Linked DNA regions of Mus musculus: all the other regions are linked to region 5. A link is a loop called in an ENCODE intact Hi-C map of the cell type or tissue named here. Cell type or tissue: heart. All regions are shown on one strand.

What was found. Hi-C counts contacts between places; a loop is a spot of excess contacts. Peaks named below come from ENCODE experiments on the same cell type or tissue, not always from the same donor. Only the 100,000 strongest peaks of a DNase experiment are listed, where the experiment ranks them.
Region 1: a loop joins it to region 5, with 2.0 times the contacts of the local background. A loop is called at or near these places in 2 of 42 quality-filtered maps.
Region 2: a loop joins it to region 5, with 3 times the contacts of the local background. A loop is called at or near these places in 22 of 42 quality-filtered maps.
Region 3: a loop joins it to region 5, with 4 times the contacts of the local background. A loop is called at or near these places in 4 of 42 quality-filtered maps.
Region 4: a loop joins it to region 5, with 5 times the contacts of the local background. A loop is called at or near these places in 7 of 42 quality-filtered maps.
Region 6: a loop joins it to region 5, with 2.9 times the contacts of the local background. A loop is called at or near these places in 4 of 42 quality-filtered maps.
Region 7: a loop joins it to region 5, with 6 times the contacts of the local background. A loop is called at or near these places in 22 of 42 quality-filtered maps.

Annotation. Positions count from the first base shown.
Region 1 is chr6:126,040,298-126,044,297 of GRCm38, forward strand. No RefSeq gene overlaps it. Among named protein-coding and RNA genes, the nearest start is that of Ntf3, 120 kb to the right of the region's middle. In heart, no CTCF peak of the experiment used is centred here; no DNase peak of the experiment used is centred here.
Region 2 is chr6:126,152,649-126,156,648 of GRCm38, forward strand. The region is part of intron 1 of Ntf3 (neurotrophin 3); the gene reads right to left. Among named protein-coding and RNA genes, the nearest start is that of Ntf3, 10 kb to the right of the region's middle. In heart, a CTCF peak has its summit at 1,834 (motif pointing right); DNase peaks (open chromatin) are centred at 1,903 and 2,113.
Region 3 is chr6:126,370,012-126,374,011 of GRCm38, forward strand. No RefSeq gene overlaps it. Among named protein-coding and RNA genes, the nearest start is that of Gm33276, 6.0 kb to the left of the region's middle. In heart, a CTCF peak has its summit at 2,182 (motif pointing left); no DNase peak of the experiment used is centred here; H3K27me3 peaks cover 496 bases.
Region 4 is chr6:126,404,266-126,408,265 of GRCm38, forward strand. No RefSeq gene overlaps it. Among named protein-coding and RNA genes, the nearest start is that of Gm33276, 40 kb to the left of the region's middle. In heart, a CTCF peak has its summit at 1,691 (motif pointing left); a DNase peak (open chromatin) is centred at 626.
Region 5 is chr6:125,953,044-125,957,043 of GRCm38, forward strand. Ano2 (anoctamin 2) reads left to right here. Exons shown (of 25, transcript NM_001364562.1): 15 at 2,656-2,730. Among named protein-coding and RNA genes, the nearest start is that of Gm24947, 71 kb to the left of the region's middle. In heart, a CTCF peak has its summit at 2,127; no DNase peak of the experiment used is centred here; H3K27ac peaks cover 525 bases.
Region 6 is chr6:125,620,410-125,624,409 of GRCm38, forward strand. All of the region lies in intron 18 of Vwf (Von Willebrand factor), which reads left to right. Among named protein-coding and RNA genes, the nearest start is that of Ano2, 68 kb to the right of the region's middle. In heart, CTCF peaks have their summits at 550 and 2,232 (motif pointing right); a DNase peak (open chromatin) is centred at 2,099; H3K27me3 peaks cover 868 bases.
Region 7 is chr6:126,165,656-126,169,655 of GRCm38, forward strand. It overlaps a transcript of Ntf3 not described here. Among named protein-coding and RNA genes, the nearest start is that of Ntf3, 2.7 kb to the left of the region's middle. In heart, a CTCF peak has its summit at 2,351; DNase peaks (open chromatin) are centred at 1,356 and 2,366; H3K4me3 peaks cover 1,963 bases; H3K27ac peaks cover 1,657 bases; H3K27me3 peaks cover 935 bases.

The DNA of each region.
Region 1 (4,000 bases), 87 kb after region 5:
GTGACGAACCAACTGTTGTTTAGTCATTTTAGATAATGGTGAATGCAATGGAAAAATGCTAGGGAGAACAGAGAAAACAGGAAGTGCAGGACATAGCAAGTGTAGGTGCACTTAGAGCTTATCCATGGGCTGGCTCAGAAAGACTGTCAACAATGTTAACAGGAGGTGATAACTTTGCTTTTCCTTTATTAAGGCAAAAGGGAGCAGTCAGGTCAGGTAAGGGGCATTATAAGGAAGAGTAGGAGCTGTATTTTATATTCACTATAGAGTAGTGAGAGGTACATATTGAAATGCTAACATAGTCAATTGGTAGTTGCTCTCTGGGACTCTATGGGGAGATTTTCATAAAGAGTTGGATAGAAAGGCCAGTCATTGGAAAAGCCATTGATGTTCACCACTGTCAATCATGCTTCTTATATTTCTCAGCCCCTTCTGCAGCCCAGAGACTAGTTGCAACACTATATCGTCTTGACCCATCTCCAGGTCCACACAGGGCAATCTGACTAGTTAATGCCTGATAAGCAGATACAAGGAAGGGCCTGCACCAGAGGAGAGCAGAAAAGGGCTATGATGTTTCCGGAAACTCTAAGAATGTGAGATGGTGTCTAGGATTGGGCCTCTTGAGTTTCTAAATCCCTTCTTCTGTAGTAATGGTAAGGCACACAATGTCCTTCTTAGAATTCCAGGTAACCATGCCCCAGATCACCCCTGTACACGTAATACTACCCTTAACCATACTTGTATCATATCTTAATATCTATAACTACCCCTGGAGCCTGGGTCCTAAGTAGAGTAACATAGAAACGTGGCAACATCTGACAACAGGCTCTTCCATAGAGTGTGTGGTGGACAAGGAGAGGAAAATATCACTTCAATGAGAATTAATGACATGAATATTCCAGGCTTGAAACAAGGGGAAGTCCCAGGGATTCACATCTGCATTTATGGTAGTCCTGATTCCAGGGCCCATGAGAATTAATGGTCAAGGGTTGCCTCCATCACCAGGAAGCCCACCAGACACTGACTGAACTACAGCTCCACTCACAAGCTCCCTACACTCTCGAGATCCACTTCCTCCTGCCTTAAAGTACAGCAAACATTTTTTTTATATGAGCATGAAGGTAAAATTCGTACATCAAGAGTCACACAATCCAAAATAACAATGAAAAAGACAAGAACCTAGCTAGCAGTTTCCCAAAGTATAATTGGCATTGGTAATTATTGTGGCTTCCAGACTCTCATTCTACTCATATGTATTTCTTCATTGACAATTTTCCCTAATGCACTGTCTTGTTATGTATTGTCACTTCATGTAGTTCACCAAATTATCTTTTGAAGTTCAAAATGCATGTATTGGGATGGTTTCCTGCTTGCTTTGGCTTAGGGCGCTTTTACTCCTGCATCCTCCTAAAGGCGCATCCATCTGTAAGCCCACAGAGGATGGCACATATGAGACAGAAGACTGCTGTTCACACAGAACTGACGATAATGGTGATTTTATAGCATCCTGGGCATTAGCCATCCCTGGGATAAGAATTGAGGCTCTGTACCAGTCAACTCTTTGTTGTGCTATCTCTTCTCTTCTGGAGAGATCTTTTGTGAGAAGCTTGTTCTGGTAATGGGGGGTCTCTATCACTGCAGGAACAGCTCAGCAATTGTTTTATCCCAGTAACTACTGATTCACCCGTTCTACAGTGTGCTCCCAGTACCTGCTCAAAATATGGAAAGGCACTTAGGAGACGTTGTCCAGTAGAAGAAATACTCCCATTAAGCTTATGGTAAATGTAGAGCAAAGATGATATGGTAAATAATAAGCAAACAGAAGTACAACCTTTCTTTTGTAATGGCAAAAAAAAAAAGGGAAGTCAAGAAAAGGAACAGGTTAGTGGTGGGGGAGGGGCTCCACTCTTTCCCATTCTATAGGTGCTTTAACCTTCAATCTTACCCACTGCCCAATAGTGTGTAGAAGCCTGTGGCAGCCTAGGTTCACATCCTCAGGTTCAGGTCTGAAAGAACCACTTGGGGAGGTCTACACAGCATACAGAACGGCAAGCTAATCTGACCCCATGCAGGTTCCAACTGTGGAAAGACTGAGTAGTGCCCTCCATAGTACCACGGGAGCATGAGAGATTATACCACTCACTCTCATCTTGGGCTCAGATAAGCTCAGGCTCATGCTTGTTACCAGACAGACCACTGGATGCCAGTGCTTTATTTATCCCAGTAGCAGTAGCAGTGAGATAGTGTACTCAAGAAAGAGAGTTTTCTGGAATGCTTGTTACTTTGGGTAGAGAAATGGTAGCCGAGGTCTTAAAAACAGAGCAAACATTAAAATTCCCTCTCTTGGCTTTTGAGAAAATTATTGTTGTTCTATGGTTTCGTGAGGAAACATTGTGAATAAAACTCAGAAATAATGAAGGAAGAAAAAATAGATAAGGTCACTCATTATCTTATTCCCTTCCCAGATATAGTGTATAAATATCTCACATTAGTTTATATCCAGATATATTAATACTTGACATAAGTTTATTTGTGTTCATACAATACAGGCAGTCACATGCATAGATTCAAAATAATGTTTAATTTTTAAAATTACATGTGTCCACTGAGAAATATTCATTTTTTAATTTAAATTTTCATTTTTATTTATGTGTGTAAGTGTGCACGTGTCATGCAGTGGTGTGCCATGGGAATCCAGAAGAGGGAGGTGGGGCTGCTGGAGCTGGAGTCTGAGGCAGCTGTGGGACACCGTGTGTGGGTACTGGGACCCTAACATATGTTCTCTGCAAGAGAAGTATATGTTCTTAACCCCCGAGCCATCTCTCCAGTCCTGGAAGAAGATTTAGAAAATGCAAAAGAAACAGAAGAGCTTAAGCCACCTCAGTACTTACCTCCAAGAGGTCATTTGCAACCAGCTTGTGTGTGTGCTGTTGTTTTCCTTTCTTTTCTCAACTATGACTCATTTTGTAACCAACGGCTCATGCGTTTATAAGGCTGGTAGGTTGTGTTGGCAGGATTTGCAAAAGAAAAGGCTTCCATCTATCTCTCTTATGGGAAGGCAAACTTAAATATGACAAAACTGTGGCCCTTGTTTAGAGGCAGAAACTTAGCAAAGGGTTTCTGGATCCTTTGGAGCCTTGTTGAGCTGAACAGAATTCCGGTTCCACAAATGGCATAATCTGAGTCAGACACATTGAGAAGAGAAGCGGTCCATACCTAGGCAGGGACTGGGATGAGGAGGGGCCTGGTGATGAACTGGGTCTTTTCCTTAGCCATCAGCAAACTTTCCCTATAGAGGACAGAAATAAATGCCTTCTAATGGTTGCTTGGTATGAATCAGTTCAACGGGATTTCTTTTTTCTTTTTCTTTTATGAGTGTGTGTGCTCAGACAGGCTTCTACTACAGAGCTCCAGCTGGCCTGGAACTCTCTATGTGCAACAGGCTGGCCTTGAACTCCACCAGTCTCCTACCTCCTGAAAGCATTGGGATTAAAAGTGTGCGTCATCACACCTGGTAACATTTTCTTCATATCAAAAAACCAGGTGTAATAAATAGAAGCTAAGTCTTCATCCTGTGCCTCCTCACAGCATGAAGACTTCCAGACTGGACCCACCTCAGATGATCCCACTTGTGGGAATGGAATTCTGTTCGACTCAATAAGGCTCCGGAGGATTCAGAAACTCTCTACTAAGTCCCTGCCTCAAAACAATGGTCATGGCTTTGTTGTATTTAAGTTTGGCTTCTTGTGAGATAAATGGAAGTCTTGCTGTTGCAAACCCTGCCCATACAACTAACCTTACAAATGCATTAGTCATTGATGACAAAATGAGATAGGGATAGAGAGAAAGAGAAAATGAGAAAGAGAGAAAGAGACTGAGAGACAGACACTCAAACTCAGCAGTTTCTTGTCTGATCTTAAATGGCAGTGGGAGATGTGACTGGCCTGTGGGAGGAACTTATGGAAGTGAGAATTAAGATGGAGAAGCCAAAGGATCAAAT
Region 2 (4,000 bases), 200 kb after region 5:
ACTTCTTGCTGTTTTCTTCCTCTCTCTGGAGTTACATCCTCAAGCCCTGGCTTTCACCAAGCATTACAAGTTATATCACAAGCCAGCTGAAAATTATCACCATTTCCTGGTATCCTTGGCACCAAGCAATTTGCTGGGGACTGGTTATCTCTTTCTATATTAGTTGGTCTGAGAGAATTTTCCTTTTATCTCTATCCCAGATAAATATCTGGAATCTAACCATCCCATATCCTGACTCTTCTTGGTCAAAACCTTAATCTTAGGGGTTGGAGAGATGGCTCATCTGCTCTTTCAGAGGACCTGGGTTCAAGTCCCAGATCCCACATTGCAATTTACAACTGTCTGTAACTCCAATTCCAAAAGAATCCAACACCTTCTTCTGGCCTCTATGGGCCCTCCAGCACCAGGCACTCAGATATACATTCAGGCAAAACACCCATACATGTAAAAATAAAGAAAAAATTAAAACGTCCTTTTCTAATAGGCCTTGGCTTAACTTTATCTCTGTCAAGGGGTCCCCTCAAAATCCAGGAAGACTGTTATATGGAGAAGTCACACTACAGCAGATCTGAAAGGGGATGGCAACATTAAAGGGGCACTGGGGCAACCAAAGAGAAAGCAAGAAACTGTGTGAGGACTGTAGTGAGGTGCTGAGATCCTTTAAGTAGTAACCTGATCCTCAAACTTGAGTGGCTTTCCTATACCCAATAGAATCCACCCCCTCTTCCTGTCCTGCCCCTCCCCGCCCTCTGTCATAGGCACACTTCCTTATCTAAGGGCAAGAACAGGAAAGAAACACTCTGAAAATTCCCTTGGAGGCAATTTGAACACTAAGAACAAAAACACCTGAAGAATAAGACAAAGAGTTATTCCAAAGTAATCTCACCGGAATTAAAATACAAGCCAAGCCAGGTATGGTGGTACATGCCTATCATCCCAGCTTGGCAGGCTGAAGCAGGAGAATTGCTACTAACTCAGGTACATGGCTCATCCTCGGCTACAAAGTGAATCCTTTGTCACCCTGGGCTTGAGAGAAGACTGGTGTTAAAGAAAAATCAATCAATCAATCAATCAAACAAACAAACAAACAAACAGCCTAAAGGAAACCCCAACAGACTCTTGGTTGCTTACTGGGGGAAATGGATTCAGACAGGACGGTGTCTTAGACTTGAGTCAGGACACTGATGCTCTGTCTCCCGCACTGGGCAGGCGTGCTCTTGAAAGAAAGTCTAGGAGAGGTATGAGAAGGGGTACTCAGGAGTAGCAGGGAGAATTTCACGCTCCCTCCATTGCTACAGTGCCTGCACTCCTGCTCCAGGAGCATCAAACAGCAACTGGCTCGGGGACAATCGTAAGACATCTCAAGCTTTCAGGACCAGGGCCGTCTTTCCTACCAGTAGAGTTACTGAGTGGAGATGCAGGACAAGCTGTCCACACTTACCTTTTCCCTGCAAGGACTTTCCTGTAAACCCCACAGCCACTGCAGTCCTTGCTGTCATCTTCATTTTTTCAGATACACTGTGTTTCATCCTACTGGGTAGCTTTCCGATCTCCTAAGGATACCCCAAGGTCATGGTGGTGAGATCCTGCCTTTCGCATGGTATTCCTGCTAACGAACCCTAGGAAGCCTAGAGAGATGCCAGGCAGCCCCTTTTAAACAACACCAAGTGGAGAGGAAAACCACCTATCATGGTGTGCTAAGTTGTGCAGAAACTATCATATAAGCACCTACTGTCTATTTCCCTGTGGTATCTGTAACGATGAAAGATGAGGAGAAGGAAGGACAAGGAGCTGGCTGAAAAGGAAGGACTCAGAGGATAAAAGTGGACAGTAGATGGCAGTCTGTCCCTATGTGCGAAGTGGCCGCAGAGATGATGCATATAAGTCAGTGGAGGGGGCAGGGAAACAATTCTTAGAGGAGGATCTGCTGCCTTCCCACTTCCTTCTCATTACGCTGATTCAGCGGCAAAAGGGGACACTTCTGAATGCAACCTTGGGAGCTCATACATTGCCCAGAGTGCCACCTCTTGAACTGTCCAGAATGTTCCCCAGACTATTGCCATGAAGAACCAAAGGCTCCGAGAATCCTCTCCTCTACCCCAGGCAGGCCCTTGGGAATTCAGAAGTGATGCAACCCCTGTCACACAGAAGTGAATGGAGAGGACGCTTTATCTCATTCACACTACATAGCCGTACTCAGGGAGCCTTCCTTCCCCCTTCAATACTCACTGTTCTTTCCCTTGGAGTCTTGTTATAACATGACTTGTTCCTATCTACTTTCAGCCCTGCAGGTCAAGGCCTCATCCTTTTCTGCATCTTCTCTAACATCTAGCACAGGGCCACCAGCAAGGACACACACTGAATTATCTTTACACACGTATCCAGACCCACTTTCTAAATATCTCAAAGGGATTACTCCAATTCATGTACAGTGGCACCCACTTCCCCAAGACCAAGACCCCAAATATACAGAAGTAGGTAGGTTAGGGCATGAGGGAAAGGGTCCAAAGGAAAGCCAAAATAGCCTTTCCTGGCAAGTAAGCAGTCAGCATTTATGACCTAACTTTTGGGACAGAGCAGAAGAGAATAACAGAGGACACGGGTTTTGAACCCGTGGCAAGGTGCATCACATCTCTGAGCCCAGTCCCTGTTGCCATCTACCACTAAGCTCACCAACAATTCCCTCATATGTCTATGCATTCAGTCAATGCGTTTCCGCGGCAGACCATCCAGGTGTTGGTGAACACGAAGATGACAAGCACAGACCCCTCTTCAAGAATTTCATCCTTTAGTAAGAAGAGAGGAATGCAAATGCAGCCCAGGCTGTTAAGTGCTATAACATAGAGGGTGCTGGGAAAGGAGCCCCCTGGCTCTCTGGGGGGAATGCAGGGAGGCCTCTCTTAGGAAGGTAATGGAGAAACAAACGTGTCTAAGATGATTTTAATATTACTGGTGAAACTGGAGAGATGAGCATTCAAACCACAACATAAACACACACACACACACACACACACACACACACACACACACACACACATGCACACATGCCTCCAGTTCGGGAACAGTCGCATGCTTTGGCCACTCCTATCTGTTTTGCATCAGGCTATTTCCCATCACCTGTAAACTTTCTAAGGGTGTCCTTTTCTTGATCCATTCATCCTCCCATCCATCCATCTAGGTTTATCTTCTAGCCTTAAATTCCTACAATCTATTGAGAAGACAGGAAAGACTCCAGCAGTCATGGAAGCTCTTAAGTTGGACATTTAATAGGCAAGGAAAACAAGCCCCAGGATGGGCCAAGAATATCCAAGTTGCAATCAGTCTCTGGCAGCATCAGAGGCAGGACTGGTCTCAGGGAGCACAGTTGAGTATCTTTTGGATACAGCTTACTGAATTTAGCTACCCACAGACAATTTCATCCCACATAAACCTCTCCCCCATGCTCCCAGCTAGCAATCCAAGATCCGCCACAAATCTGGCAAGCTTGCTTCTCCAGCACCCCATAAACATTCACTCATCCATATGTTCAATAACTTATCTGGCATCACATAACTTAATTTCCTCCACCACCCCCTCCACATTTCTGTACATAAGTACTCCAGGCCAGAAGGAGTACCTGAAAATCCCATGCGTGAACCACAGGGAGGCAGAGAGAAGAGTAGAGACATAGAACATCAGAACACAGAACAGTAACAACCGCAGGTCCTTTTGATCAGCCAGTGAGTCCAGCTCCCTTCTTTTCCAGATCAGGAAGCAGAGGCCCATGGAAGGAAAGGGTGCTATATAAAGTTCACCATTAGTCTGAGTCCTATGCAGGGAGGAAGGCTCTAAGCTCTCCTAGACAACCAGCTGGGTGTCGGCAGAGCCAAGCTTCTTCTCAGCGCTGGAACACACCTGTTGTGAAATCAGGTGAGTTTTACAGCTGCATCTCACTCTTGAACCCAATGGAAGTCCCTTATAAACCAGCAGAAACAGGTCTGCTAGACACAGGATGGAACTA
Region 3 (4,000 bases), 420 kb after region 5:
AGCTGTCCATGTAGGGTCCAACTTCATTGTTGCGAGTGCCACACAGAGATGCCTTGAGGATGCTGGGGAAAGGCAGGTGGCCCCAGCATTCTAGGCACACACAGACATCCAAATACTAGGTGTTTGGTGTTGGGTGGTCCAGGACATCCCACTGAATGATCCTAACAGGAGTAGAATGAGTTCACAGCTCAAACTCTTCACCCACAGGGTAGCTGTAAGACTGTTGTTCTAATCCTACCAAGTCTTAGAGGAGCATGTCACATAGCAATAAATAACCAGTAACTGCATGTTATGATTATAACAGAGTATTGGAACCCCACACGCAACCATACTGATGGTGTTGTTTTCGCTTTTGTGGCAGAAGATGTGGAGTAAGTTTGAGCTGTTAGATAGAGAAAGCTGCTCCAGAAACCAAGGAATCCGGAGCATCACAGATAACTTTGGTCGTTTCAAAAGAGGGCGATCGAGAGCAGTGGTGCATGTGTGCGATCCCAGCACTCAGGCTGAGGCACACGGCTGGCAGGTTTGAAGCCAGCCTAGACAGTCAGTCAGGCAAATAAGCTCTGTCTCAAAATACCAAGTGTTAGGAATGTAGCTTCGGGGTTGTAGCATGCTGAAGGCTCGAGGTTTGATTCATGGCAAAAGAGACACACGCCACCACCACCACCACCATCTCCTCCTCCTCCTCCTCCTCCTCCTCCTCCTCCTCCTCCTCCTCCTCCTCTCCCCGCAACACTACCAGCAGCAACAGCAGCAGCAGCAACCACCACCACCACAACAACAATAACCAAGAGAGCAGAGGTCTTCAGGTCAGGTCCTGCCATATCTCTCTGTTCTCCTGACTGTAGGCAGGATCACTATTCATCCACACTCCCCAGGGCTCAGAGCTCTCCCACTCTGATGCCTCCAAATGTGAGGAAAGTGTCATCTGGATCCATCAGCTTTTCTTCCTTAGGACGTGGCCAAACAGAACTCCCTCAAGGTTCTGTGAGGAGAAGCTGCAGAGGCCTCCACCGGCATTCTGAGTGACAGAGCACGCTGCCATATTAGAGTGAAACTGGGACAGGTCATGGAAGGCTGTGTGAGCAGAATGGAATTACAGCAGCTCATTTTCTAAAGTGCCAGGAGACCTGGGGATGAACCTCGAGTAGAAGGGAAAACCACAACTGCAGGCCCCTCCTCAAAGCCATTTATCTTAGGCGTGAAGCTCTGGCCTGTCATCAACACGGGCTCGTTGCCTGCAGTACACAAAAGCAATCTCATCATTGCCTCCGAGTTGTGGCCGGAGAGCCACTGGTATCCTTCAGATCCCATGGGTGTCAGTTAATGACTAGCCCTTTTTCTCCTTTCCTGGGAGACATGGTGGTGGCTTGCATATGGGGACACAGACAGGGACAGGTGAGAATCCCACTGCTGATCCCTGATCCCGGTTTCTTCTCCATAATTAAGAACACAGTTAGTTTGTGGTGACGGCTGTTTGCCACAGAGTGAGATCCAATTATCCTTCTTATTTTCCAAAGCAGGTGTAACTTAGACAGTTTTTAAGGGATAGGGATAGTTTTACCTCCTGGTGAGCTGAAGCCAGAAGGTCACTTATAGCCTGGGCAGGAGACCACACAAGGCAGCTAGTTACCTTGTACCTAGAGAAGTAAACCCATAGTGCCCCAGCAGGAGGCACTCACAGCCAGCCTCTAGGCACCTCTCAGCCTCATCATCCCTGCCCTTGAGATGCTGTCCCTTAGGACATCTAGCTCCTCAAATTTAACCCACGGGGGAAGAGGACCCAGGGTGCCCTGCTGGGACTCACAGCCGTGCTGGGCTTCTAAGATGGTTTGATTGATATATACTCATTTTAGAAAGAACCATTTAAAATAAGACTTGTATACCCTTCTTTAGGGGTTCCCACCTAAACTTTGTGTTCTGGCCATCCTCAGGATTCCAGGGTGCCCACTACTTGTGCGTGGTGGTTTCCCAAAGGTCTCTGAGCTCTAATGAACCCTTCTCTTCCCTGGCAATAAGCCCTTTATCATCGTTCACATCCGGAAGCTTTCAATAGTCAGTCATACTATTACTGGGTAGTTCCTCTATAGACATCCCACCCTCACACACACACACACACACACACACACACACTTGCATGTAGTGGAAGCTGAGCACCCTCTAGTGGTCACTGTTTTCAGCCTCCCTCCTCCTGCTACATACACAGGCTGTTGGTATAAAGAATAAGGTGACTTACAGGGGCCGAGGTTAAATCCAGAGGCCAGATCCTAAAAACAAACAAACAAACAAACAAATGATGATGGTGGTGATGATGATGATGACGACAACTATGATGATGTAAGAAGAGGAGGAGGAGGAGGAGGAAGAGGAGGAGGAGGAGGAGGAGGATTTCCACTTTCCCTCTCCCTCTCTCCTTCTTTCTATCAGTAGAACTTCCTTTTCTATCCCTAACCTCAGGTTGCTTCCCACTTCCCTAATGCCATGTCCACACATAGAGTAGAGGGCCGCCTAATAATTTCTCCCTCTGGGCCTCAGATTATCTGCTTCTTATAAAAGGGGGAAAGAAGTAAGTCTGCTGTGGTGGTCTGTGCTTTGAATTATTCACTTTTATTTCCTAAAGATCCCCTCTGCTTCCTTTCTTCCCTGATGTCCTGGTGGCCAGTGAGATGCAAACCTCATCCTCTTAGTTCCTCTGATCTGGGCCAAGGTTGAGTCAGGGCATGGTTAGGGGTCATCATGACAGGATGAATGGGCTGCAGGGAGCGAAATCTTAAGGGTTTTTTTAAAAAGTTGATCTCTGGGTATTATCGTATGGTATAGTCCCTCCTTGCTCTCTACTAGCTTCTAGTTGTAACCAGCCAGGTAAAGTTTCCAGAGTTCACAGATGCCTGTGAGACCATAAGCGGACACATATTGGTTTGGGTTTGCACCTTGAGTTGCCCACTGCCTGCACAGTGAGGCTATATGGTTTCCTGTGCCCCATCCAGCCCAGCACCAATAGGGAGAGCCACTTGGTACTTCCTCACCCTTCTTCAGGTTCGCTCCTGCTCTCCCTGAGTGCTCCCCTGGAGCACCCTCATTCAGACTCTCCCCTGAGCCACCAGGCTGGCAGAGTGCTCCCCTGGAGCACCCTCATTCAGACTCTCCCCTGAACAGGGCAGGCAGCTGGCAGAGGGCCTCCTATAACGGTGCATGTGTTAGAATAGCACTGACCACCTCCACTTCAACTGCCTGTGTGTCTGCCTGTTCCTCAAGGCACGTGTGGAACACATCACGGATTCAAAGGGTAGGCAGGAGCCCCACAAACACATGTCAGTCAAACCAGTAGTTTCCAACTGAGAACCTGTCCATTATAAATAAACTTACAGAAAAATCTGATCTATAATTTCCAGCATTACACTCCATATGCCTTATAATTTTTGTGTTGCATCCACGCAACTGCAACCCCCTCACTGTCCACACTCAAGTCCTGTTGCTACAATGGACCACAGTTTAGATCATCTTTGACATCCTGGTTGAGCTTTTATCCCCATACCCACACATGGCCTCTTATTCCAGCAAAATTCTTTCATTCCTTCTAACTTTAGCTTTGGTATCACGAACATTGGAGATATCTTTCTGGATTTTTTTTTTAGCCAATCAGATTTATGTATCAATAATAACACACTTTACAAGATGCCAATACAATAATTTCAGAGCCAAGTGATAATGATAAAGCTTTAACCCAATTATTCTAACCTTTTGATAACACCTTGTCAGCCTCCATTCTGGTTCTTCCTCTCCTCCTCAGACCTCTCTCCCTGTCTCCTCACCTCCTTGCTCTGCCTCCCTTCTCCTGTCCAATCACAAGCCTCCCACTGCCCTAATGTGATTAGACAGGGAAAATCCTGCAACAGTGGGGGACGAACAAGGAAGGCATGGTCATGCCTGCACACAATCTTAGCACTTAGAAGCCCAGGGAATGATGGTGAATTCAAACCAGCCTGGGCTGCATCGAAAA
Region 4 (4,000 bases), 450 kb after region 5:
GAGTGTGAAAGCTTTGGTTTCGGTTTTCATAATCACACTAGAGAGTGAGATTTGTACACACCAAAACACTGCTAAAAAAATCCTTCGCCGAGAACTAGACAGAGATGGAAGAAATAATCTCCTGAGTATCTGCACAAGCAACTTTGGACAGAAATGCTTTGAAAACAGTCGTGTCCTGGGGGCAAGAGATGTTTTTGATAAAAACTATGATGACAGCAGTTTGCAATAGAGCCACATTCAGGGAACTGTTCCAGCATGCCAGAGGTTTGGGAGCTTTTAGCTCTCATAATTCACCCTAACACACGCCAACTAAGCTCAAGCAATGGGAAGAAGCTGACAAACCGCAAAGACCAGGAAATGCAGAGCAAAGACTGATCGGAAGAGCACTAGGAGGTAAACGCTTATCAAGAGGAGATCTGGGAGCACAGACTGGCCTTAGAATGCTCGATTTCCCAAGCACGTAGAGAGGCCGCCAGCCTGAAGGGGCCCAGAAGAGGAAGAAAGCAAAATGAACAGCTTTGCCTACTTGTCCAACATGCACTGAAAATGTGCCACTCAAGGAGAGTAGGCTTCAAGGCTGACCCCAGGCTGAACTAGACCAGGGCCATTTCCAGCATTTCCTTGAATTGGTCTCCATTTCCTCTTCAAGAGCAGAGCTGAAGTGACGGAATTCACTTGGGTCACCCACAGGGCAGTTCAGTCACATGGGACAATGTGACCCACCCATTCTGACCACACCAACCTCCAAAGCACAGCCAACTTATATGGGTGCATCTTTCCTTCTCCTTACGTCTCTCAGCTTCTGTTTCTTTGGAAAAGAACAACAGAGTTTGTCCTTGAAAAAATACATCTATCTCCCTGCTGCTTTGATTTCTATTAATAGTTTTTTGGGGAAAATGTCACCCTACATATTAAAGATTTGAACCAGGTAGAATTAGAGAAGGAAGTGTACGTGGGGGAGGGGGTGGATTTCATAGGACTCTATCTCCCACTCCACACCCTGGGGATCTCTAGCCAGTTCTGTTCTCTGCCCACTTCCTATGTGACCTGGAACACCAGGCAGCTTCTGTCCCTGCATGAAGCACCCACACTTTTCCTATGGCTGTTCGATGGAATGAAGTCAATGGACTCAGCACCTACCAGATCGCTAATTTGACTTGTGGGATTTGTCTTGGATAGAAATTAAATTCTAATACCTCATCTGCCACCACCATTCCCTGAGAGGTCAGAGAAGCTCTTGATGGACCCAGATGGCAAACTTCAATGGCAATCCTAGCTCTAAAAAACCTGACTGAGCAGCATGTCACCTTTCCCCTAGGGATCTTTTTCAGATTCCGTTCTCAACAAAATAGGGGGTGCATTGCAACAATGTCCTACCCAGACAGCCCTTTGTTTATGCACTTTGCATCCTATCTAGCACCTCTCAGCTTTCAGGGCCCCAGAACTTTGCGTGGGTCTTCAAATATCAAAGACCTGAGTTCTCTAATGTCATCCAATGAGACCAGATTGTCAGGCACCTGTGAGCAAATGACACACCGAAGACATTCTTCTCTAGCACGCTGGTCATGTGACCCCCATTCTCCTTCCCCAGCAAATCCCAGATAACTATTCCAATCTCTTTCCAGAGTATTGCAAAGGATTTCCCAACCAATGGAAGGAAATACTAAGGGGCTGCTGCCCCCTTCTGGCTAGGAGACATCCAAAGGGGAGCTGGGGAGGAAAACGACTCAAAAAGACTCAAAAGAGCAGGGACTTCCTAAGTTAATATGGATGCAAATATCATGATGGAGAAAAATGTAATGTCCATATTCTGGAAATGGCTAGGGCTGTTCTTAACAAGGAGTCACTTGGAAGCAGAAGAAATGTAGATAAAATGTATAAATTATAAGTATAGACACTTTTATTATAAGATGTCAGAAAATTCGAAAGTACAAACAAATGTAAGTAGTAGAGCCACCCGTCAGCCTGTGAGCAAGAAGTCAAGCATGGTACCCTAGTTGTCAAACAGAAAACGTCTCTGTGCAATTCAAGCTCAGGTTTCCTCTGGGTCAGTGAGAAAGTAAGCAAACTGCAGTTGTCTTTCACGTTACTGTGACCAAAGCATATGACCAGAGTGTATGAGCAGATGGGGGGCATTGTCCATTCAAACCTCCCCTGCTCTCCTACTGTGTGCTTACTTAGCTTGAAGACATAAGCTGCAGCCTTATCCTCACGTGGCTGGTGGTAGCCCTTACAGAAACAGAAAAGCAGCAGAAGAAATTATGGGATGTGCCATGTGTGCTTAAGGAGGAGGAGCAGGGAGCACCAGCTGGACCTGTGTTAGGATCTAGAAAGGCATGTCAAGTCAGCCTTGGAGAATGCCATGTTATACAGCGACCATGGAGAAGAAAGGAGCTGGTGTGGAGAGTGTATACGTACAGGCATGCGCATGGGAAAAGACAAGCATCCTTGGTCTTTCTTCTTTCTGGCTGTCTTCCCTGTGAGGATGAGAAAACAATGGGCCATCCGAGCGGGAGCTGGACCATGAACCACACTGCAGAAAGCAGTCATGGCCTGTCAGAGTTTACATACAATCCCTTGTCTATAAATAGTGCTTGCCTGCTCTTCCACGCCCCTCTGAAAATAGTGTCTGTCAATCTCACAGTGACTTTGAACTTAGTGGTGGGGTGTTATATTTGGTTTACTCTTTCCTGTCTATTTATATTTCTTTTGTTTACACAAACATTCCTGTCCAGTTATTACTGCCACGTCTGGGCACCTGCTGCCATTAGAAGAATGCAGAGCAACTTCATTCTGTGCAAAGGATAACTTCCAACTTTGCCCATCCCGCCCTCTGTTCCAATCTGTTCTTGGGTCTGGAAAGAGAACATTTCTCTCTCCATTGCCTCCAGCTAGATTCCCAGAACTGCTCTGTTTATACTTCACAGACATCCCAGGAAGGGAGCTGCATCCCACCCACTCTGTCATAAATAGGCTTTTTGCAGGACTGGCCTGCCTCCTGATGGCTGAAGCATCCTTAACCCGGTTCTCTGTCACTAAGGCCCATGACATATGCACAGGTCCCATACCCATATCTGTGCCCCTTACTCAACTAATGCCTGTCTTCTGTTCCTGGGTTCCCAGCTACTGCTTTTAGCGCCTCTCCACCCTTTCATGGGTTCTTCTCAGAAACTCCTTGTGTTCTACTTTCCACTGGATTGAGGATTCAGAGTCTTAGTGAAACTTTGGTCTTGGTTGAAGACAGAAACTGGTGCCACTGACTCCTGGAATAGAATGGAGCCCAGCTATGGGTCCAGCAGTTTCCTAGGGAGTCAAGAATCACTGGATGATCACTGTGGACGCCAGACTGTGGTCTACCCATTCTCCCAGACATAACAAGAACCAAGGCTCCTGAATGAGGTCCTGGCACTGTCGCTCGGATGTTGGGAGTTGCATGCAAGTTCACAAACTCCTATGAGTTTCAGTCTCCTCATTGTCAGTGTGTTTTCATTCTACAAAGTTTATTATTTTAAAAGTTACACACAAAAGTTAACCAGACTCATAAGTTATGAAGCTCAATGAACTGTTATACAGCTAGAATAAGTTTCAGATCATAAGCTGTGGGACTTCATGTTAAACTTTCTAGTTTTAGTATAGAATATATTTTATGAACTTTTTTTTAACCAAAATCATCAATAAAATGGAGAGCATGACAGTTACCTTTTATAGTTGTAAGACACAGAGTGGGGAGACTGGGTGCCAAATAATTAACTATCAAATAGCACTGCATCTCCGAGAAGTCCTTAACCCCCACCCCTGATCATCGTTAAAGCTCTGGGGTAGTGAGAAGCCAGCCTGCTCTTAAGTAGATGCCACACTACACAGGGCACAGGGATTGTGTCATTGTCAGGGTTTCTAGAGAATGAAACAGATACCCAGCCTTGGGATGCTCGAGATTAGAATCTCATGATGTGGTACTCAGCACCCTAAGTGGGCATCCTTTTCTTTTCTAATAAAGGAT
Region 5 (4,000 bases):
GTATTCGCCAAACAGTTCCTAAAGCTCTGTCCTGTGCATTCACTCATGTGACCCTCACAATACCTCTGCCACTTTGGTGAGACTGGCTTTGTTATCCTCATGTTATAGGTAGGACAGTCTAGGAGTTCTCCTGGTATGCCTGCAATGCTCTTAAATGGGCTTTTTCAAAACACATGCTAATTTAGTGTGATGTCTACAACTGCTTTACAAACAAGGGATATGGTTATTTTACAGTAGGGAAACTGCTGTGTGGCTGTGGAGATGGATCAGTCTGTAAAGCACTTGCTCTCTATGTACGGGGGATCCAAGTTCAGTCCCAGAACCCATATTTTTATTTTTAAATAACAACAACAAAAAGTAAAACAGGCATGGTGGTGCATTTGTATATCAATACTGGGGGATGGGGAGGTATAAGAGTCTCTGGGGCTTGGAGGCCAGTTGGTTTAAGCTACATGGTGAGTTCTAAGCCAATGAGAGACCCTATCCCAATAAAAAGGTGAAGAGCACCAGAAGTCGGCCCATGGCCTATACACACACACACACACACACACACACACACACCAGAAGTGCAGGGAAGGTCACATGTTCTGGTTCCAATTCTAGTTCTCTTTCTGCTGTGCCACACCCTGGTCATGTGACTTTTAGGAAGTGGATAGCCTTTTACAGTGAATCTCACACCTTGCATGGACCTGTGAATGGCAGAATTGCCTTGGCTTCTTTTATTAGTGCCGAGCTCCTATCATTAAAAACTGCTTCGTGCCAGGTAAATGGTGCATGTCTGAGGTCCCTGCAAGCAGGAGGCTGAGGCAGGAGGATTATGAATCCAAGGCCAATCTGGGTTATGTAAGAAGACCTCATTTCTAAAACCAACACACAAAACAAATAAACTACTTTTTTTGTTTTTGCTGTTATCTTAACTAGTAACCTAGTTTGGAGGACAGTGTGTAATCTTGACTTTCCTCTCAGCTTCCTGTGTTTGGATAATGTCTGAATGTAAGAACTATGTGTGTGATCGGATGTGTGCCTTCCAAACAAAACCCCATCACCATAAACATAAAAGGGGTGATCTTCCAACAAACACAAGGCTATCTCTGTCAACAGTGAATGCTTTTCTCCTTCGAGGACATCTAACTCAATGCTCTTCTCTTGTCTCCTTTCACATAAAATAGTGAAAACCATCTTCTTTGTCCAACTCATCTTGGCTTCCTTGTCTCTGTGGTCCTGGAGGTCTTTACACTAGTTCTGGCCCTCTCCGGCTTTCTCCTCTCTGTGTTCTCAGCATCTTCCCAGAGTCTGTTCCATCACAAGTGCTCAGGCTGGGTCTGATGAGTGGACTGGACCCAAGTGTGTTTATCAAGCTCTTAGCTGTATCTGGGAAGACCACAGACAGAGGAGCCCCTCCATGAGTCCATTTTTCTTTTTGGGGCAGTGTCATCAGCAGCCTATATTGAGACTTCCTTGACAATATATTCAGGGTATTATAGGAAAGCCGTGGAGTGCTGTTGAACCCAGAGTATGGATGGAAAGAAGGCATCCCACACCCTCTTTCTGTTCGGCGTCACTTGGGAGAATGTGAATAAATCTTATTCATTCCCAGTCTGATGGGAAACAGGTTTCTGTGAGTCTCATCTCTTCAGAATGGTCACCATCTAGAACTGAGTTTGTTCTTATGGTGTGATGCAAAGCTTGTTAGACTGGGAGCCTGAGACCACATTCTCTGGTCATTATGAAAACTGAAGTAAAATGACTTCTATACACGATCTTCAAGTGAAAGTACTAAGAACTAAATGACCCCAACCATAGTAGCATTTTAGCATTGCCCCTCAAGCCAGCTCAACCCTACTCTTGGTCCAAATGCACAAGACAAATCCTGCCTCTCCTTACAGCCCCCATAGTTCCCTCCCTAGTTGGCCCTCACTCCCGAGCTAATGAGTGATTCTTCACTTTTTAAGGGTGTCTGGACTGTCACTGTCACTCTAGGCTGTGAACCCTCAAGGACAATAATCAATTGGAAGGACTTTCTTCAGTCTCTTTATTATGTCTGGCACTACTATGGACACACAAAGGATGATGGAAAGAAGCTGTAGGCAGAGAAGATGCTCAGCCTACAGTACAGGCTTTCCGAGGCTAGATGGCACTGTTGCTAGAGCCAAATCAGGTCTGTTCTGAGACCAGCATGAGATGGAGAGGAAAGGGAGCAGGGGCTGGGGTCCTGCCGAGCTAAGTTTGAGTCTGACTTGTTGCATGCATTGATGAGTGGCTCCCTGCAGGCTAACACCATGTTCTTTGCTATTTTCTCTGCACTTTGCAAACATGGCTGCAGATGGTCTTCAGGGTCTTTTGTGGTTGCCAGAGCTGCTGTCTCAATTCTAAACATCTTCAGGGCTATGATTCACAGCCTCTCCCTGAACCCCAAGCTGGGCTCAAAGTCACGATCTTCTTGCCTTAGCATCCTGAGTCCTGGGATTTGAGGTGTATGCTATCAATCAAAATTAAGAGGGCTACTGTTGATATTGAGAGTAAGATGACATCAGTGACTACAGAAATATCCATAAAGCAGCAAATGGTTGGCATGCAAATTTATGTAAAAATAGAAATTGATGAATATCTGTTCTTTGTGCCTTCTGATTGTCTCTTTCTCTTGTTTCACCTCAGGATGATGAAGATAAACTGACTTGGAAAGATCGTTTCCCAGGATACTTGATGAACTTTGCCTCCATCTTGTTTATGGTAATTTCTTTGAGGGACCACCTGTCTGGGACTGTGTGCATTTTGATCTTGTAGTGAGTGTGTGTAAGGTGGGCTTTTTTTTTTTTATGCTGTGGGATAATAAGGGGCTGACAAAAGTGAGGCCATAGTGCTGAATGGTGGAGAAAGACTTTCCTAATACTGAGGTCACTGTATATAAGTTACAGTGTCCTGCGAGAGGGATGTGTACTTAGCCAGACCAAGAACTTGAAGGTATAGTGCAGAGGAGCTGGCTGCATAACTGTGGTGGTGGTGGTGGTGGGTGTGGTGGCCTTATTGAGTTGAGAGTGCGTCTCTTGAATGCTATCAGTGTCTGGAAGCCACAGAGGAGAGCCAGCTGGGCTCACAGCCTTCCTTGTCTCTGTGGATGCTGCACTTACTCTTTCTGCACTACCCTGTGATTGTGAAAGCTTTGTGTTTTATTTATTTGTTTCCTTATTTTGGAACTTAATGATGTTGGCAGTGTTGGAAAAAGTTGAGGGAAGAGCCTGAGATTGGTTTTTGGTGGAGTCAGATTAGCAACTTAAGCTTGAAGGTCTCAGAAAAGGTCATCAAAGGACCACTTTAGGTCACTAACACCAGTCCCTCTTTACTGTGAGGCCTTGTGTAGCTAAGAAGACTGTGAGTTTAACACTCAGTTTCCTTAGCAGGATGACATATGCATTGCAGAGAAGGGGATTATTTGATTTTTAAAAACTGCAAGAATCATCATCATTTTCTGAACTCACTGGAAGAATTATTCCTGACCTGGCTAGAGCTTGTTGTCTTTATTAATATTGGCATCCTAATTATTGGGGACAGGAAGTTTAAACTGGGCTAGATCTGGTGTCACATTCTTGTAATGCCAGCATTCTGGAGATAGAGTCAAATTTGGGATTTCAAATTTGAGGCTAGCCTGGGCTATGTAAGGAGACCTTGGCCAAAACATAAATGTTTTTAGCTGGCCTAGACATCATCAAACTCAGTTCCTCACTCTGAAAACAAAGTGAAGAGCTGTCAAAGCTTAGCAGTCTAAATTCGTTTGCCTCTTGCTGCCAAACAAGCCCAAGGCATGACAGGTTATTCAAGGGTGCATTGAGCTGTGATGTGTTCTATGTGATGATAGAAAGTTTAATTGATTTAGTGCTTTGGGGCCTCCCATAAGGAGCATATCACTGTTGGAGAGTTTATTCTTCACTCAGGAAGTATTTAATGAGTGCAACTGTGTGCTTAGTGCTATTCTTAGGCACCAAAACAGAGAAGGAAGGAAAAT
Region 6 (4,000 bases), 330 kb before region 5:
AGGCCTGCCTCCTGCTGAGCTGAGGCCTTCTGCTCCACTACAGACAGCAGATTATCCCCCCCCCCGCCCCGCCCGCAGCTGCCCCAAGGTCTTCTCGAAGGGGTAGGGGTGGGAGATTTTACAAGTGGCAAGAACCACGGCGGTGGTGATTTGGTGCTTCCAGTCCTAGGTCCCCACACTGAGTCAAGTGGCAAGTCACCTCAGATCTTTGTTTCTTCACCTGTAATATTGGGTTCGAAGGGTATAGAGGGAAGGTTAAAGAGGGGAGTCATAGGCATTCCAGTGGCTTTGTATTGGTGTCATGGTGACCACGGTCACAGTAAGTCCATGCAGATTAACCATGGGTGACTGAAAGGGGGCTTCTCAAGTCTTTCCTGATGGTTTTGAATATTTGTGATGGGCTTCACTTTGTAGTTCGGGCCGGTCTGGAACTTACTGGATAGCCCAGGCTAATACTTTTTCTTCGTTGACAATGCTCCTGAACTTTTTGCCTGGAGCAGCTGCCATTCCTTTAAGTTAGGATATTACCTGATTTCGCCACTAGTCAGCAGCAGAACACAGCCCATGGGCCTGTTTCCCTCACTCCATCCACAGCTTTGGATCCTTGTAGGAGTCCAGGGCAGAGCCAGGATCCTTCAACCTGCCTGGTTCTTAGACCTCAGGCCAGGACACTGGCTTGCAAATACTCAGGCCTCTGAAGAATGTGTCGCATCATCGTCTGGGAGATGATGATTGATCCTTTGAGATCTAGCAGCCACATCTTTCAGACTGGTACCCAGTTTTGCTGACATTAGGGAATGGCCTGTCAGGAACTGAAAGACACAGGAAATTATTCTTAAAAACTAGATCCCAGGTACAAGGTTCCGTCTAGAGTGAGCTTCATTTTTGGACACCAGAGATTTTACGGGGCCTCATGCGTGAGAGGTGAATGCTTTGTTAAGTAAAAAGCATTTATAAGATCCAAGAAAGCCCATCTCTCTCAAAAATACTTATCATAGTCACAATTTGTCACCTAACCAGGTTCACTGAAATATGATGGGAATATGCTCATTTGGTTAATGAACAAGACTTTATAAAAAGCTTACAGCATGACAAATCCCCACAGGAAGAGTCACTCACTCGTTAGTGTGAGTTATCCGATAGGATTGCTTTCCCCTTAAACGACGTGTGGTGGGACTCAGTTACATTGAGCTGTGGCTATGGATGGATTAGAACCACTGAGGACAGGTGACGGCAAACATTTTTGGAGAGTGAGTAGTCTGTTTGGCATTCAAGTACAGTGAGGAATAGAGCAATTTCCAGAGAAGGGTAACGAAGCAGTTTTTTTCTGCCTTGTACTTGTTCTTGAGACGGACTGAGGATGAGGCTCTGAGCTTGGACAAGGCTTACTGGACAATCATGAGCTGATAGCGCTTGGTGGGTATCCCTGCCATGCTTTCTCCAGTCTTCTACAGGCGTCAGCAGCACTGTCGTATTCTCAAAGGACATGCTGGGCAGAGGTGGCTGCCTTCAGGTCAGACTTTCAGCTTCAGTGACTTGCTACATAGCTCAGTTATGGCTGCTTACCTGGCTTGCCCACTTCCTGGCCAATTCCCTTTATCTCTGTGGTTCTCAGTTGCCAGGGATTTCTTTAAGGCTTTCTCTGAGTGTTTTTGACCAGGATCTTGTGTCTATACCATCTCTCTCAAGTCAGGAAGTGTCCACACAGTGCCTGGGAACCTTTTCTTCTCCTTTAAGGCCATGTTTTGCCCACTCACCAGTCCCCACATCAATGCTGTCTTGATAGCGGCCCTTGTTTAACACGGAGCCCCTATCTTGATATTGCAGCCTGCCAGATAGTGATGACACTAAGGCAAATCAGGGCACAGAGGAGAGTGCACCCAGCTAGTGAGAACTCAGAACAGTTGTGGCATCGCTATCCTATTGAAGAGCTGGGATTTGGTGTGGTGTCCATTTGAGGAGAGCTGGGCACATAGACCCACCTAGATGAAATGGGAGCATGGAGATCCTGCAGCATCCATGCAGGGTTCTTGATAGTGGGGTGACTCTTGGAAGGGAGGTCAGCATAGACAGTATGTACACCAGGAGGCCTGGGAACCTGTTGCCACACTTGCCCGCAGGTGAAGGACAGAGAGTGTCCGTCAGAGGTGAGACACCAGGTGAGCAGGGGTAGGGTTCCCTTCTTGTAAATGCAGCCACCCATCTCCACTAACTGTAGCAGTGTGCATATATTTACCACTAGGTGGCAGACTTCAGACTGAAGTCTAAACTGACAAAGCTTGGACTTTTTTTTTTTTTTTTTTTTTTTCTTCTTCAACTTTTTATTGATTCTTTGTGAGCTTCACATCCTGTAACCCACCCATCCTTTATTGTGAGCCTTGGAAGGCTCTTGAAGGGAGATGTTTGCAGCCTCTCCTTGCTCCAACCAACTGGCTGCCTTCTCTGTTGATCTCATAGGCTTCTTGTCTTCTAAGTACTGTGGTAGCAGCAGGCTCAAACACTACCAATGATACAATGGACTGGCTTCTTTCTAGCTCTTTGTACCCATACTGCCCCACCACTTACAGGGCAAGGGACTTGAGGACACCTCCTAAGGCCGAGAGATGTGGTACTAACTGGAGAGAATATTACTCTTTCCACCCCCCAGTGCAGGGGTGTGTGTGTGTGTGTGTGTGTGTGTGTGTGTGTGTGCGTGTGCGAGCACACATATCGTTTTAAACAACGATTCTGCTATGGAAATCCTCTGCATACCTCTAAGCCCAGGATCTAATTTAATTCAAAGGTCTAGGAACTCAGGCTTGCAGGGGATCTTACCAGATCACTGGACTGGGGGATCATGCAGACTAGCTCCCTCTTCTTGCTTGCCAGGTACTACTGGAGAATAGCAGCTGTGGGCCTCCCTAGGCTGTCCCAAAGGACAGGAGAGGGTAACAGGGGAGAGTATATGATCAACGTATATTATACTACTTTCAAGATAAAGTCCCACCAGTGCAGTTATCCAGGGCTGCTTCTTGGTTGAGGTGGCAGTGGATCATGGTGGTGGGGTTAGGGTGGCCTTGGCAACTCTTCTTAAGCCCACCAAGCCAGAAGGTCTTGCTTCCTTCCCTACCCACGTGTCCCTAGCAGACCCAGGAAGTGTAGCAGGCTACAGAGTCTCTTCCCGAGGGGTTGAGGAAGGAGGAAGGAACCTCTGTGGACAGCGTGTCAGAGCATTGAGACTAGAAAAGGTGACCCTGGGAGAAGCGTCACCTGATCCCACATGTCTTGGACATGATTTGAGTGTGGCTTTGCTATGTTTCCTTTCTCTTCAGTCCTTGGAGGAGTCTAGGGTGCTAGATGCTTATTAATTCTTGTCAAACATGACATGCATTTTCTTCAATTATGGATATAACACCCACTTGTCAAAGAACATTTGGGAAAAAAATAAAATTAAAAAGGAAAAAAATGCCCAGTATCCTTTATCCCAGCTCACTACCTGGTTAACATCATCATCATCATCATCAACAACAACAACAACAACAACAATGACGTCTATATTCCATATGCATGAAATTTGGTTCACATGTGTGTACAGTTTACTTCTCCATTTTTGAAAACTAACAGCTTAGCTAGGCATCGCTCACCTCGTTAAGGAGTCCTCTGGAAGATCCGTTAGCACTCCGCAGCAGACCAGCTCCCGGGGAATCCTTAAGAAGGGCATCATTTGCCTGTCTCTGAACACTTGACTCTTGCTTTTTCCCAGTTCACTGGTAAATAATTCTCCTTTAGTTGCCATCCACACTCCCATGCCCTCTGGAGACACTGTCTGTGTGACATGGCTGTGTCTGGTGTATATACTCTCAGGGCTTCTGACATGGGTTTCTGAAGTCTTTGCAAACGTGTCCTAGGTTATGACACCCAGCAGGATAGAGGCAGGCGACAGGGAGACACAATGCAGAAGATGCCCATGTCTGCCGCACCCCGGCCTGCTATTGACTCCTGCCCTGGCTACTTCCTTGCT
Region 7 (4,000 bases), 210 kb after region 5:
ACGGTGAGGGTGGGAGTGCTAAGCAACCGAGGAAGGGGTGGTTTGCGTGTGCGCAGAGTGTGCGTGAAAGAAAAGGAGAGGTATGAGCCAAAGCCCCACGTTCTACACACTCCCTAACTTCTCCACCCCTTTCTTTCAAGGTAGGAGCCGACCCTGGAGCTGAGCATTTGCCCAGCACTCGCCGCTTTGTACAAAAACAATTTGCCCAGAAGAAAGGGCAAGCAAGGCACCCCTTCCTGACTCCCCGAAAGTAGCGACGCTCTCTTGCACAACCGCTAGATTCATTCGAGGAAAAGATCTCAGGGTGGAGGCAAGGGTCTTATTTGTAGATTATTTTAGCTATTCATTAGATTCCCCCCCCACACACACACACACTTGATCCGAGCTGATTCTCTCAGATTTTACAGTGGTCAGAGCATCTAGATTTTGCTCAACTGCGGTCCAAGAGAAATGAAGGGGGAGGGGGGAATCCTAGTGGTAAGGGGAACCGGAGAACCAGAAAGTAGTACACCATTGCTCCTTCATTCCCTCCCCCATTCTTGCAAGGTGGAACTCAAGTCCAAGTGCCCCCTCCCCCCGCCCCCACCTCTGCCACTCTCCAAGTTGCCTCCTGTCAGGACATTTGACTCACACACAGCAGGAGAGGCGATTTGATAGTCCACCTCTTCCTTGCCTCCTAATAAAGTCTGATAAGCAACTCGCAATGTACTTTAGCAAGGTTCCAGGTTCAAAACCTGGAAATTCCTTGGAGATGCATAGGTTTGGTCCACACCCAGGAGTGCCAGAATTGCACCCACCGGTTAAGGCTGAGAGAAGCTGCGGGGCGAAAGGAGGCCAGAGAGGATGGAGAGTCGGGGGCTGCATACTAGATAGATTGTACCTGCCTCATCATTATCCTGGCTGACGGGGGCTGCCACATCGAAAATGGCCTGCAGCACCCACAGAGGCCCACCAAGGACGTCACCTCCAACGATCCCTTTGAAGGACTTCCCTCCTGCCAAAATATCTTCTTCTTCCTCCGGATCCGATCAGGCTGCAGAGTTTTCCCCTTCACCCTGCCACACAGCACTTTGGAGGTTTGGCTTGGGCGTGCTCTGTGAGGTTCTGGTTTTCTCGCGGTCTTCTGGCCCGCCCCTGCCCTCCCCCACTTCCCGCACTTGCCTCCCCCCACCCCTGCTTTCCCCCTCCCTTCCCGCCAGTCTCTCTGCCAGTGGAGTTCTAGGGGCTCATTTCTCAAGCTCCTGGTCCCGGGGCTCTACAGACTGCAACCAAAGAGGTGCTTGATTCTCTGGGAAGGAAGGAACGGGTTAAATACACGTGTGGGCTGCACCGCCGCCGGCTGCTCCCCGGTCACTGGCGGTCTGGAGGGAGGAGGGGTCTACGAGGGGCAAGCTTAAATATGAACAGTCAGAAGAAAAGGCAGCAGAGTTCGAGACTTCGATTTGTTCTGCAGATGCGGTGCACTAGCTGGCCGCCTCCCTTTGCCAGACCTGGGCGACGTCAGGAAGAGTGCATTGTTTCCAACTCAAGGGTGCAGGAGGGTCTGTCTCTGCCTGCAATCAACAGGCCTTGTAATATGAGAGGTGACACCTTAATCTTGCCAAATATGTGCGGTGTCTTGGGGGGAGGGCGGAGAATGGGGAAAGGAGAGGGGAACAGGGAGAGACTTAGGCAACAGCTGAGAGCAAAGGCTGCACTTTTGTAGAAGAACTGTGATCCACCTGCCCCCACCCCGACCCCCACCTCAACCCGTGGAGACCGCTTATCCTTTTCTTTATGTAAGACCTGACTAAGGATTTTCTTCTTCTCCTTCCTCATTCTTTCCAGCGAAGGGCTAAAGGTCCTCTTTGCCTTCAGGATACTCTAAAGGCATTTTGAATTTCTAGGAGTTCAGAAGTCAAAGAAAGATGCAGGGCAGAAAAAAAGAGGCAAAAAGGCACACTTGTTTATAGGCAGATAAAAGACTGTCAGAATTATAGCAACTTCTAGACAAACCCAAGTTTCTAACTGGAGAGTTATAGTTTTTGTAGAAAGACTCACGCTAAGAGTCATATATGTAGCTAGAGTTACTAGCATATAGGGCAGGAAGCAATAGAATGTGTACACTCCATGGAAAACAATGTCTTCTGTTAACTGAGTCGTGGACTCTCTAAACAGATGCTCTGGCTTTGGCCACCAATCTGTTGGCAGTCCCTTTGGGTCAATGGACTTGATTTTTCTCCTTATTGTATCTGAAGACCCTGGTTCCTGAAAGCAGGGTTTTGAAAACCCTCTCTCCTAAGGCAAATTCCTAGAGCTTGCCTTGGGCCTACCCTTATCTTTTGTAATAGCGCCACAGTGTGGTTGAAACTCTAAACAGAAAAAAAGGAGAAGGTGGAAAAGCTTGGAAAACTGCATTTACTTCTATTGCAGTTCAGTGGACTGCCATCCGCTTACCTGGAGTGGAAAGGGTTTCTCATGCAGCAATAGTGTGTGTATGGTGAATATTGACCCAGGAAATGAGAAAAGTGGTCCCGTTTGACCTGTAGGTGACAAAGGTACCCTTCATTATGCAGTTAGCCTTGGCTCACAGAGCTAGCTAGACCTCGTGTTGTTTCTTTTACTTGCCTTTGTATAAGTAGCGTGCCTTGGCGGATCCTAAAGTATCTCTGAGTTGCCTCTGTTGCTGGAGGGTCCTAAGGCTGAATAGCCACAACACTTGTGCTTACTTTTGCTCTCATTCACCATCCCCGAGTCACTGAGACAGCTGTTCCAGATGAGGAAGGCAGAAAGTCTACATTTCCAAAACAAAGTGAAGGCAAAAGGTGTCTGTATTAGAAATAGGAACTTAGGGTCGGGGCGTTCCATGCACTGTATCATTTTGGCTCCCCATGCCAAATGTGTTAAGCACACGGGCTAGCCTGCCAGTTAGCAGTGGTCCCCAAATGCCCTGGAGCATATATGAGACATTATTTGGGAGGATTATCCCCCCCCCCCCCCATGAGATTATTTGTCCCTGGTAGCTGGGTGATGTGTCTATGTTTATTCAGTAAGCTTAGCTTTCTCTAAAATGTCTGCCATCTTAGGAAAGCACATGTTGGCTCCAAGGACCAGCTTAGATCTAGTAGAGATATTAGAAGCGGTATTCTGCTGGAGAGATGGCTCATTGGTTAAGAGCACCGGCTGCTGTTTCAGAGGATGTGGGTTTAATTCCCAGCACCCGCATGGCAGCTCACAACTGTCTGTAACTCTAGTTCTAGATGATCTGATGCCTTCATACAGACATACATGCAGGCAAAACACCAATGCACATAAAAATAAATAAGTTAGTCACAGTCTAACATCTTTTTTGGAAGGGTTGGTTTTGTAGAGTGACAAATGTTTCACATTGCTCTCAACCTTCTCAACATTGTTTTCGGACAGGTTTCCTAGCTGATCAAAATCCATCGAGAGTTGGTAAAGTAGTAGGAGTCTCCCAGGTACATTAGGAGGACTAAGTAAATCCAGTAATTTGAAACTTACAGCATAACACCTGTCACAGTGCAAGCCCCAGGCCTTACAAGGACATCTTGGTCAGTCTACTGGTGAGGGATTCTGATCTTTAGAAAGAAAAGCATTAGCCGGGCGTGGTGGCGCACGCCTTTAATCCCAGCACTCAGGAGGCAGAGGCAGGTGGATTTCTGAGTTAGAGGCCAGCCTGGTCTACAAAGTGAGTTCCAGGACAGCCAGGGCTACACAAAGAAACTCTGTCTCGAAAAACTAAAAAAAAAAAAAAGAAAAAAGAAAAAGAAAAGAAAAGAAAGAAAGAAAGAAAGAAAGAAAGAAAGAAAGAAAGAAAGAGAGAAAAGCATTTATTAGTTGGGTTCCATGTATATTTTACTAATATAACTGTGTGCCTGTGTGCATGCACGTGTCTTCACATATGTATTTGTCTTCCCAGACAGTAAGAAGTGAGCAGAATGAGGCAGTGGACATACATACAGTTTATTTAACTTCCTAATGTGGACTTCATGAGAGAGAG